Regions from separate parts of the Homo sapiens genome. Here region 1 is linked to region 2. Evidence: read pairs that join two places in POLR2A ChIA-PET (ENCODE). Cell type or tissue: A673. All regions are shown on one strand. Each heading gives the region's core, and the rest is flanking DNA. Links, peaks and the distances in the headings are about the cores only. Region 1 has its middle 18 kb from the start of MIR4472-2. Region 2 overlaps MED13L (mediator complex subunit 13L).

Region 1 (4,395 bases), core at 289-4,288, 210 kb before region 2:
TTAGCCAGGCCTGGTGGTGCATGCCTATAATCCCAGCTACTCGAGAGTCTGAGGCAGAAGAATCACTTGAACCCGTGAGGCAGAGGTTGCAGTGAGCCAAGATCGCACTACTGCACTCCAGTCTGGGTAACAGAGCAAGACTCTGTCTCAAAAAAAAAGAGAGAGAGAAATGAAGACATTTTCATGGGCCCTAGGCATTGTGTCTGCTGTACCTCATGGGTCCGTGGCCCCTATGTTCCTAAACGCTAGGGTGGATTACCTCCCTTTGAAAAGTGAGCCCTGGGTCTATCCACAACTGCAGGACAACCCGAATAACCATCAATGGATGAAGTATTGATGCATCCTACAGTGTGGATGAACCCCAAAACAGGCCGGCCGGGTGCGGTGGCTCACGGCCTGTAATCCCAGCACTTTGGGAGGCTGAGGCAGGAGGATCGCTTCAGGTCAGAAGTTCAAGACCAGCCTGGCCAACATGGCGAAACCCCATGTCTGCTAAAAATACAAAAGGTAGCTGGGCAGGGTGACAGATCCCTGTAATCCCAACTACTCGGGAGGCTGAGGTATGGGAATCACTTGAGCTTGGGAGGTAGAGGTTGCAGTGAGCCAAGATCAAGGATTGAGCCACTGCACTCCAGTCTGGGTGATGGAGTGATACTCTGCCAAAAAAAAAAAAAAAAAAAAAAAAAAAATTAGCTAAGTGGAAGAAGCCAGGCGCAAAAGGCCAGATAGTCTGTAATTCCATTTATATGAACTGTCCAGAATGAGTACATCCAGGGAGACAGAAAGCAGATTCATGGTTGCCATGGGCTGGGAAGGAGGGAATGGGAAGTGCTTGCTAACAGGTATGGGGTTTCCATTTGAGTCGATAAAAAGTTTTGGGGCCAGGCACAGTGTCTCATGCCTATATCTCCAGCACTTTGGGAGGCTGAGGCGGGTGGATCGCTTGAGCTCAGGAGTGCAAGACCAGCCTGGCCAACATAGCAAAACACTGTCTCTACAAAAAATACAAAAATAAAATAAAATTAGCCAGGCATAGTGGCGTGCACTTATGTTCCCAGCTACTTGAGGGGCGTGAGGTGGGAGAATCACTTGAGCCTGGGGAGACTGAGGCTTCAGTGAGCCAAGATTGTGCCGCTGCACTCCAGCCTGGGAGACAGAGTGAGACCCTATCTCAAAAAAAAAAAAAAAAAAAAAAAAAGAGTTTTGGAGCCTAGATAGAGCTGATGGTTGTACAATATTGTGGATATACTTAATGCCATTGAATTGTATGCTTTAAAATAGTTATTGTTAGGCCAGGCACAGTGGCTCATGCCTGTAATCCCAGCACTTTGGGAGGCCAAGGCAGGCAGATCGTCTGAGGTCAGGAGTTCGAGACCACCCTGGCCAACATGGTGAAACCCTGTCTCTAACAAAAATACAAAAATTAGCCGGGCATGGTGGTGGGCGCCTGTAATCCCAGCTACTCAGAAAGCTGAGGCAGGAGAATCGCTTGAACCCAGGAGGCAGAAGTTGTAGTGAGCCAAGATTGCACCACTGCACTCCAGCCTGGGCAACAGAGAGAGACTCCATCTCAAAACAACAACAACAACAACAACAAAACAGTTAATGTTATGTGAATTTCATCCTCATTTAAACAAAACGAAACAAAACAATACCAGTAAGCCCCGGGCTTCCCCTTCCAGCTTACCCTGGAGACCCTGGAGATGAGTGTCCCCCTGCACCCGCAAGCCCCAGGTTTCTGTTTCTGTTCCCATTTCCTTCCTCTGGAGCCCTCTTCCTTCTCTCCTCCCGCATCTGGTCTGTTTCTTCTCTCGTCCTGTTACTGGCATGATAGAAAGCCCCTTAATCCAGGAATCCTTGCTGCACTTCCCACGTGCCTCAGGCCATAGACCAGACACTGCACACTGGTGACCCTGGGGCCAAGTCTCATCCACTGACATATTTTCCTTGGCCCATACAGTGTTCTCAAGAATTTCCAAGAGTTGCCAACATTTCAAAACAGAAAGATTTCACACAGAACACACACACACACACACACACACACACACACGACTTCCAGCTTCTCTGGGGAAATTCAGAGGCGCCAATCACTCTGGGCCCTCATTCCCTCGTGGCTGTAGGAACCAGGCTGCTGCGACCCATTAGAGAAACCCCTGTCTCCAGTTTGCCACAGTCCTCACCACTCCTTAGAACCTTAGACAGCATCTGTTTTTCCTGCCTGGCCCCTATGGCTTTGGAGTTTGTCACAACAGCTGTAGACAAATGACTGAGCCTCTTCAGGCCTCATCATCAAAATCTAGGGGATGGATTAGGTGATCTTTAAGGGTTTTTTCAGCTGAGAGTCTGTGATAGCTGCAAACTCGGCTTTATTTATTTATTTATTTATTTAGAGCCAGGTTCTTGCTCTGTTACCCAGGCTGGAATGCAGTGGCATGATCATAGCTTACTGCAACCTCAAATTCCCGGATTCCAGAGATCCTCCTGCCTCAGCCTCCTGAGTAGCTGGGACTACAGGCAAAAAGCCAGTGTATCTGGCAAACTTCTTAAATTTTTTGTACAGTCTTGATTTGGTGCCCAGGCTGCTCTGAAACTCCTGGGCTCAAGTGATCCTCCTGCCTCAGCCTCCTGAAGTGCTGGGATTACTGGCATGAGTTACCATGCCTGGCCAAACTTGATTTTTCTATCTGCAGTGTCTGTGGGCCTGGGAGCCTACCCATGTGAAGGGTTGGGGATGGAGAAGGAGAAGTGGTTCAAAGATGCTGCTGGCGCCTTCACTCCCTGCCACTATGAGTCTTGGCTGCTAACAGCTCAGAGTTGCACCTTTTCCTAGAGGGCTGTCCTCGATCAAGTGGGAGCAGTCTCACCTTCTCTGCTCCCACCCCCAGAGCAGCCCACAGCCAATGACTGATTGACAAGGGTGTGAAGGGCCCGCCCCTTACCTCAATGAAGGAAATATTAATAACGAACTGCAAACTGTGTATCCAGAGCTCCCTGCGGGACCAGGCTGAGACTCCAGCAGTTGCCATCCTTAGCAACTCTCCTGCCCTGTCCTGCCTCCTCTCTCCTTTCTCCTGAGAACATGTCACTCAAAAAAACCACATCCCCCAATAAAGAATCCCCTCCTGTGTATGAAACTTGGCTCTCAATCAATCTAGGAAGGATATGCAACAGCATGGGATTTCGATTTAGAGGCATATGGATGGGTTAAATGCCTCTCACCGGAGTCCATCTTAGCCACTGCGCAGGACACATGATGTGATCGTGCTTCCTTTTGTGGTTTCCTACAAAATTGTGCTTTTCTTAAGGACAAAAATTGTGCCTCATTCATGTCTGTATCCCTAGCACCTAGCACAGTGCTTGTCTTCTCTTAAACAGCAGAAAGTGGCTGGTTGCATTGAGCTGAATGAACGTGTGTGTGTGTATGTGTGCACACACATGCGTGTGTACACACAGAAAGCCTCCTGGAGACCGGGTGCGGTGGCTCACACCTGTAATCCCAGCACTTTGGGAGGCCGAGGCAGATCACCTGAGGTCAGGAGTTCAAGACCAGCCTGGCCAATATGGCAAAACCCTGTCTCTACTAAAAATACAAAAATTAGCTGGGCGTAGTGGCACACGCCTGTAACCCCAGCTACTCAGGAGGTTGAGGCAGGAGAATTGCTTGAACACTAGAGGCAGAGGTTGCGGTGAGCCGAGATTGCACCACTTCACTCCAGCCTCAGTGACAGAGGGAGACTCTGTCTCAAAAACAAAAGGAAGCCTCTTGGAGCATATGAATTCTGGGCATCTGAGGCCTCAGTGTTTGTCCAGCTCCAACAGGACTACAGAAAGCCCTCGTTGCTGTAACAAAGTACCATAGACTGGGTGGCTTAGCAACAACAGAAATTTATTGCTCACAGTTCTGGAGGCTGGAATTTCGAGATCAGAGTGTCAGTATGGCCAGGTTCTGGTTGGGGCCCTCCTCCAGGATGCAGACGGCCAACTTCTCATTGTATCCTCGCGTGGTGGAGAGAGGGTGAGAGAACTCTCTGGGGTCCCTTTTATAAGGGCACTAACCCCATTCATGAATGACCTGATTACATCCCAAAGGCCTGCTCCTCACACCATCATATTCAGGGTTAAGATTTCAACATAAGGATTTGGGGGTGACATGAACATTCAGTCCAGCAGCCTCCACCCCACTGGCAGAGGTCTTCTCTCTTCTCTCTGTAACATTCCTGCAGAATGCCCTTGTGACCACAGCTTGCTCCCGCTGCCTCTTTCTGTTACGCATGTGAAAATCCATCTCCCTCTGGGCTAGTATAAATAATAATGGCTACTACTACTACGATCTTTACGATGAGCACCAGATTACGTGCTCTGTCCTGTTCACCCATTATTTCTAACCCGATGACA
Region 2 (4,395 bases), core at 210-4,209:
TTTTTTTTTTAATGGTAGAACAGTTGAGAAGGTGATTATTGTAGGGAGTGGACCATTGTGCTTCTTTTATGGGGTGGTGAGGGAAGGAATCTTCTAATAAGAACTTATGTCTTTGGTCCCAAGTAGCTGATGAGAAGAGGACTAGTTCTGTTTGAGTCTCATTGAGTGTAAAAAAGCTAGGAAAAACGTTAAAAAAAACACGACTTGAAAAAAATTTGTATTACAGCACCTCTTTTTGAAGTGCCATCTCATTTATCGTGTATTGTTGGAATACATAGTTAACTGGTGTTTTGAAGTGCTTTTGCCATCAGAGCTCCTAGAGCAAATGGATAAGGATAAAATCTGACTTCTCTTTCTCTTTAATAGGCACCGTTTTTGTTCACCATTTTCTGAGTTCTGGTTAGGATTTGGCGACAGTATGAAGATGAATTTGTGTGTCCCAGAAGGCAAGCCACATGAGTAGTTGAGTAAGTAGGAGGCCATGTACAGTTGGAAGAAAGGGTTTATGGTGTTCTAGGTAGCCACCAGAGGAGACAGCAAAGAAGCAGTATTTGTCCCAGCTGTGATCACCACTGACACTACACTGCTGCTTTTTCTTGGCAGCGATATTATTCTTCTTTTATATTAGCCATTTTATAAATTCTGAAAGGGAACACATCTTATTCTTTGCCAATTCTGAAAACTCTGGCCAGGTTAGCTTAAGAAAATAAGATAATAATAATACCTAAGTATCTCTATATCTACAGATAGGGATCTACAGACAAGACAAGGTAGGTTTAGGATAAAGGGCAGGAGCCAGGTCTAGGGAAAACAGTGGGTCAGAACAAGATAGGGGTAGACCAAAGGAGGACACATATAATGGAGAGTGAGATCAAGAATGACCAGATAGCAACTAGAGGAACTTATAGTGGGGAATGAGACAAGGCATTATATTAAAAGTCATGACAGCAAACACCAGAACACATACTAGAAGAAAGGCAGTTGGTGAAAGGTTTATAATTTAGGAATTAGAACATCCATCTACGCTGAAAAATAGGATTGTTGTAAGAATTGCCATGAACTGCCTACAGCATGGGTACTGAGACAGCAAGCAGTCTTTTGCTAGCCAGGAAAGTTCTTACAAGTTCTTCCTGCGTAGTAGCTACTCCTAGCTGATAGCAGTCATGGAATACAGCAATTCAGTTTACGTCTGGCAGCTCCTGACTCCTGAGCAGCTGGTCTGAATCACTGGAGTTTTATGGAAGGCTAGGTTCTGATAAATTTTGTTCTCTCTCAAAGTAGAAAGATTGATAGATTATGGTCCGTAATCTAGAATTTTGTTCTCTCTCAAAAGTAGAAAGAAAATTTTGTTCTCTCTCAAAGTAGAAAGATTGCTAGATTGTGGTTCATGTGCAGAAACTTTGAGTTAGGTTGACTTTTGGAAGCAGATCAGTAGCTATTGTGGTATGCCCACCACTGGCATTTCAAAGAAATGCATATTGAAGCCTTCTGAAAGTCCCACTTTTGCAGATACCATTACGACATGTAATTTTCTTCCATAAAATAAAATTTTTGCTCTGGCTAGCCTATTCACCAAAAATATTTGTGCAATGGGTTTTTATTGTTTCTAACTAAGCATATAGTTAACTGATTCAATTCGTAAGTCTGAGTGATTCCTCGATGACTTTTCACTCTTGTCTTTTTCTTTTTGTGTTTTTTTGAGATGGAGTCTCACTCTATTGCCCAGGCTGGAGTGCAGTGGCGTGATCTCGGCTCACTGCAACCTCTGCCTCCTGGGTTCAAGCAGTTCTCCCTGCCTCAATCTCCTGAGTAGCTGGGACTACAGGCGCCTGCCACCATGCCCGGATAATTTTTGTATATTTAGTAGAGATGGGGTTTCGCCATGTTGGCCAGGCTGGTCTCGAACTCCTGACCTTAGGTGATTTGCCCACTTCGGTCTCCCAAAGTGCTTGGATTACAGGTGTGAGCCACTGCGCCCAGCCTCACTCTTGTCTTTTGTGGTAACTTACACTAGTCTTTCCTTATATGTCTTCACTTTTACCACCAGCTCTAGCACTGGACTGTTTTTTTATTTTTATTTTTATGTTTATTTCAAAAAAAAAAACACAAAACAAAACACCTTTTAAAACAAAAGCTTCAGAAAAGTTACTGTTTCTAGCATCAAGTAGAGAAAAATAAACACCACCACAAAGTGATGATATTACATGTACAGAATGTTACAAGTTTAAGGCCTATTTATTTTGTAAACATTTGCAAGCCTTTTATAAGCAAAACTTGTAAAACCGAATCTTACATGGAACCCTCATATAGAAAACTGTTAACATTCCTGCCTGAAGATGGTGTGGAGACATTTGTCTTGAGGTCTCTGAGGCACTTTGATGAAACTCGAGAGTTCAGAGGAATACAGTTTGAAGAACGCTGATTTAATTTGGTCCCGCTGTTTTTGTAGATGAGGAAATTCAGACTAAAAGGTCCAGTGTTGGTTTCTGTGGCAAGCAAGCATAAAATAAATCTGAAAAGTTTTAGCAAAGCCCATTCATCTGCCTTCCAGGTATTGAGTTCTGGTAAGAACAGGAGTGCTTTTGTAAAACTTTGTGATTTCTCTTGTATTCTTCATTTGCCAGATTTTCTTACATTTTTGAGATTCTTCTAACTTTGCATTTTCTCCTAAGCCTTTTGTGAGAAGCAGTTTTTAATTTTTCTGAAGCCTTATTGAATAGAAAGACTTGAGTGAATCTGTGGGGAGACGCTGACCGTGAAGAACCCCAGAGGCTGTCAGGGGAAGAAGGTTAAGGGTTGGTGGATTTTAGAGAGAGGGGAGTTCCTTGTGCATCACAGCCACAGGAGATTTAAAAATGCGTAAGCCGAGGCATGGGGCAATGAAGTAACTTGCTCAGTGTCATACAGCTTGGTGGTGATGCAGTTAGAATTGCAATTCTAACTGATCTCTAATAAGGCTGTGCTTTTTCAACCATTTCCATTGTACTCTCTTGCCTCTAACTGTTGTCTGGATAGCTATAATATTTGAGTAGATACAGTGTTATATTTCTCAAGTTGATGACATTTCATCCTTAAATTCAAGACTTAGGTCCTATAAATTGGTGTTTTTCTTTATCTTTTAAAAAATCTTAAGCTCTGTAAAATGATTCTGCTTTGAACGAAGGGTACTTATATCTGCCAAAATCATTATTGAGCTTCTCTAGTCATTTATTTTCTTGAAATTGAAATGAAACTTTCTGAACACAGCCTTACTGAATATGGATTTCAGAGCCATAATAATGCTTCTTGCCTCTGCAGATTCTGAATTGATCTGAGTTTGGCAGTGAATTATGTATGTGTTATTTCAGGAATTTTGCACATGCCCTGCTTTAAACCACTGATTATTTTTGTAAAATGCTGTTGTGTGGATTTGGCTCATTCCATTGACGCTGAACTCATCAGATGGCTATATTGTCTTCTAGGAATGTGACTTGAATTGATTAAATGGCATAGGCAGCAACATCTGTTTTGTAAAGCTAGTTTAGTTTCCTAAAACTTTAAATTTTCAAATTTACAGCTTACAAAGAGAATGAAGCATATTTCTTTAATGCCATAAAAAGACTTTCATGGAGTTTTGATGATAGCTTGTTTTAACCTTGCCCTTAACCTAATTCTTTTTAGAACTTATTTTCTTACTGTATTATATTGCTCATTTTCAAGAAAAAGACATATTTGTAATGTTGGAAACTTTATAGTCTTATATGGATGGCTCTTAGGTTTTTCAGATCATTCATCCATTTGAAGACCTGCAGAAAGCTTTGGATGGTCTCCTAGAAAAAAAAGCACCCATACACGTGCTCCTAAAACTCTGTACAATTGTGGGAGGTAAAGCTCACCTGTACAGATCCCCCTGAAGCCTCCTGCCTCCTTGATGTCCTTTGCTTCACATGTGTTATTAAATGCATTAATAATGCTGCTGACTGTGCACATAAGTTACCTTTCTTTATACACAGCTTATAGATTTGTTGAATATTTGGATCACCATTTTTAAAAATCAAATGTTTTATGATGTTGATCTACATGTGTCATTTTTATTTCTCGGGGTTAATGTCTATTTTTATTCTTTTTCTCTCATCCTTGTAATTTCTTTTTTAGTTAAGGAAATGTATCCATCTCAGGGTTTCTTCATTTATTATTACAACCCTTATTTGGATGGACTTAATGACCAAAATTTATATGGTATTACAGTACATAGGCTTACCTGATCTAATCTTGTAGAAGACTTTTCTTGTATACTTCTTCGTGTAACATTTTCAAATAATATTTTCAATTTGGGATAGAGGACTTTAAAGAAAGTTAAGACTTGGGTAAAGATAGATACTCTCATATGACAACCCATGGGGGCTTTTTAAAATT

What was found. ChIA-PET counts read pairs that join two places held together with the same protein. Peaks named below come from ENCODE experiments on the same cell type or tissue, not always from the same donor. Only the 100,000 strongest peaks of a DNase experiment are listed, where the experiment ranks them.
Region 1: POLR2A ChIA-PET joins it to region 2 with 5 read pairs; 2 of 35 experiments call an interaction of 5 or more read pairs at or near these places.

Annotation. Positions count from the first base shown.
Region 1 is chr12:116,408,504-116,412,898 of GRCh38, reverse strand. No RefSeq gene overlaps it. Among named protein-coding and RNA genes, the nearest start is that of MIR4472-2, 18 kb to the left of the region's middle. In A673, for the core only: no CTCF peak of the experiment used is centred there; no DNase peak of the experiment used is centred there.
Region 2 is chr12:116,201,125-116,205,519 of GRCh38, reverse strand. All of the region lies in intron 2 of MED13L (mediator complex subunit 13L), which reads left to right. Among named protein-coding and RNA genes, the nearest start is that of MIR620, 55 kb to the right of the region's middle. In A673, for the core only: no CTCF peak of the experiment used is centred there; no DNase peak of the experiment used is centred there; H3K27ac peaks cover 791 bases.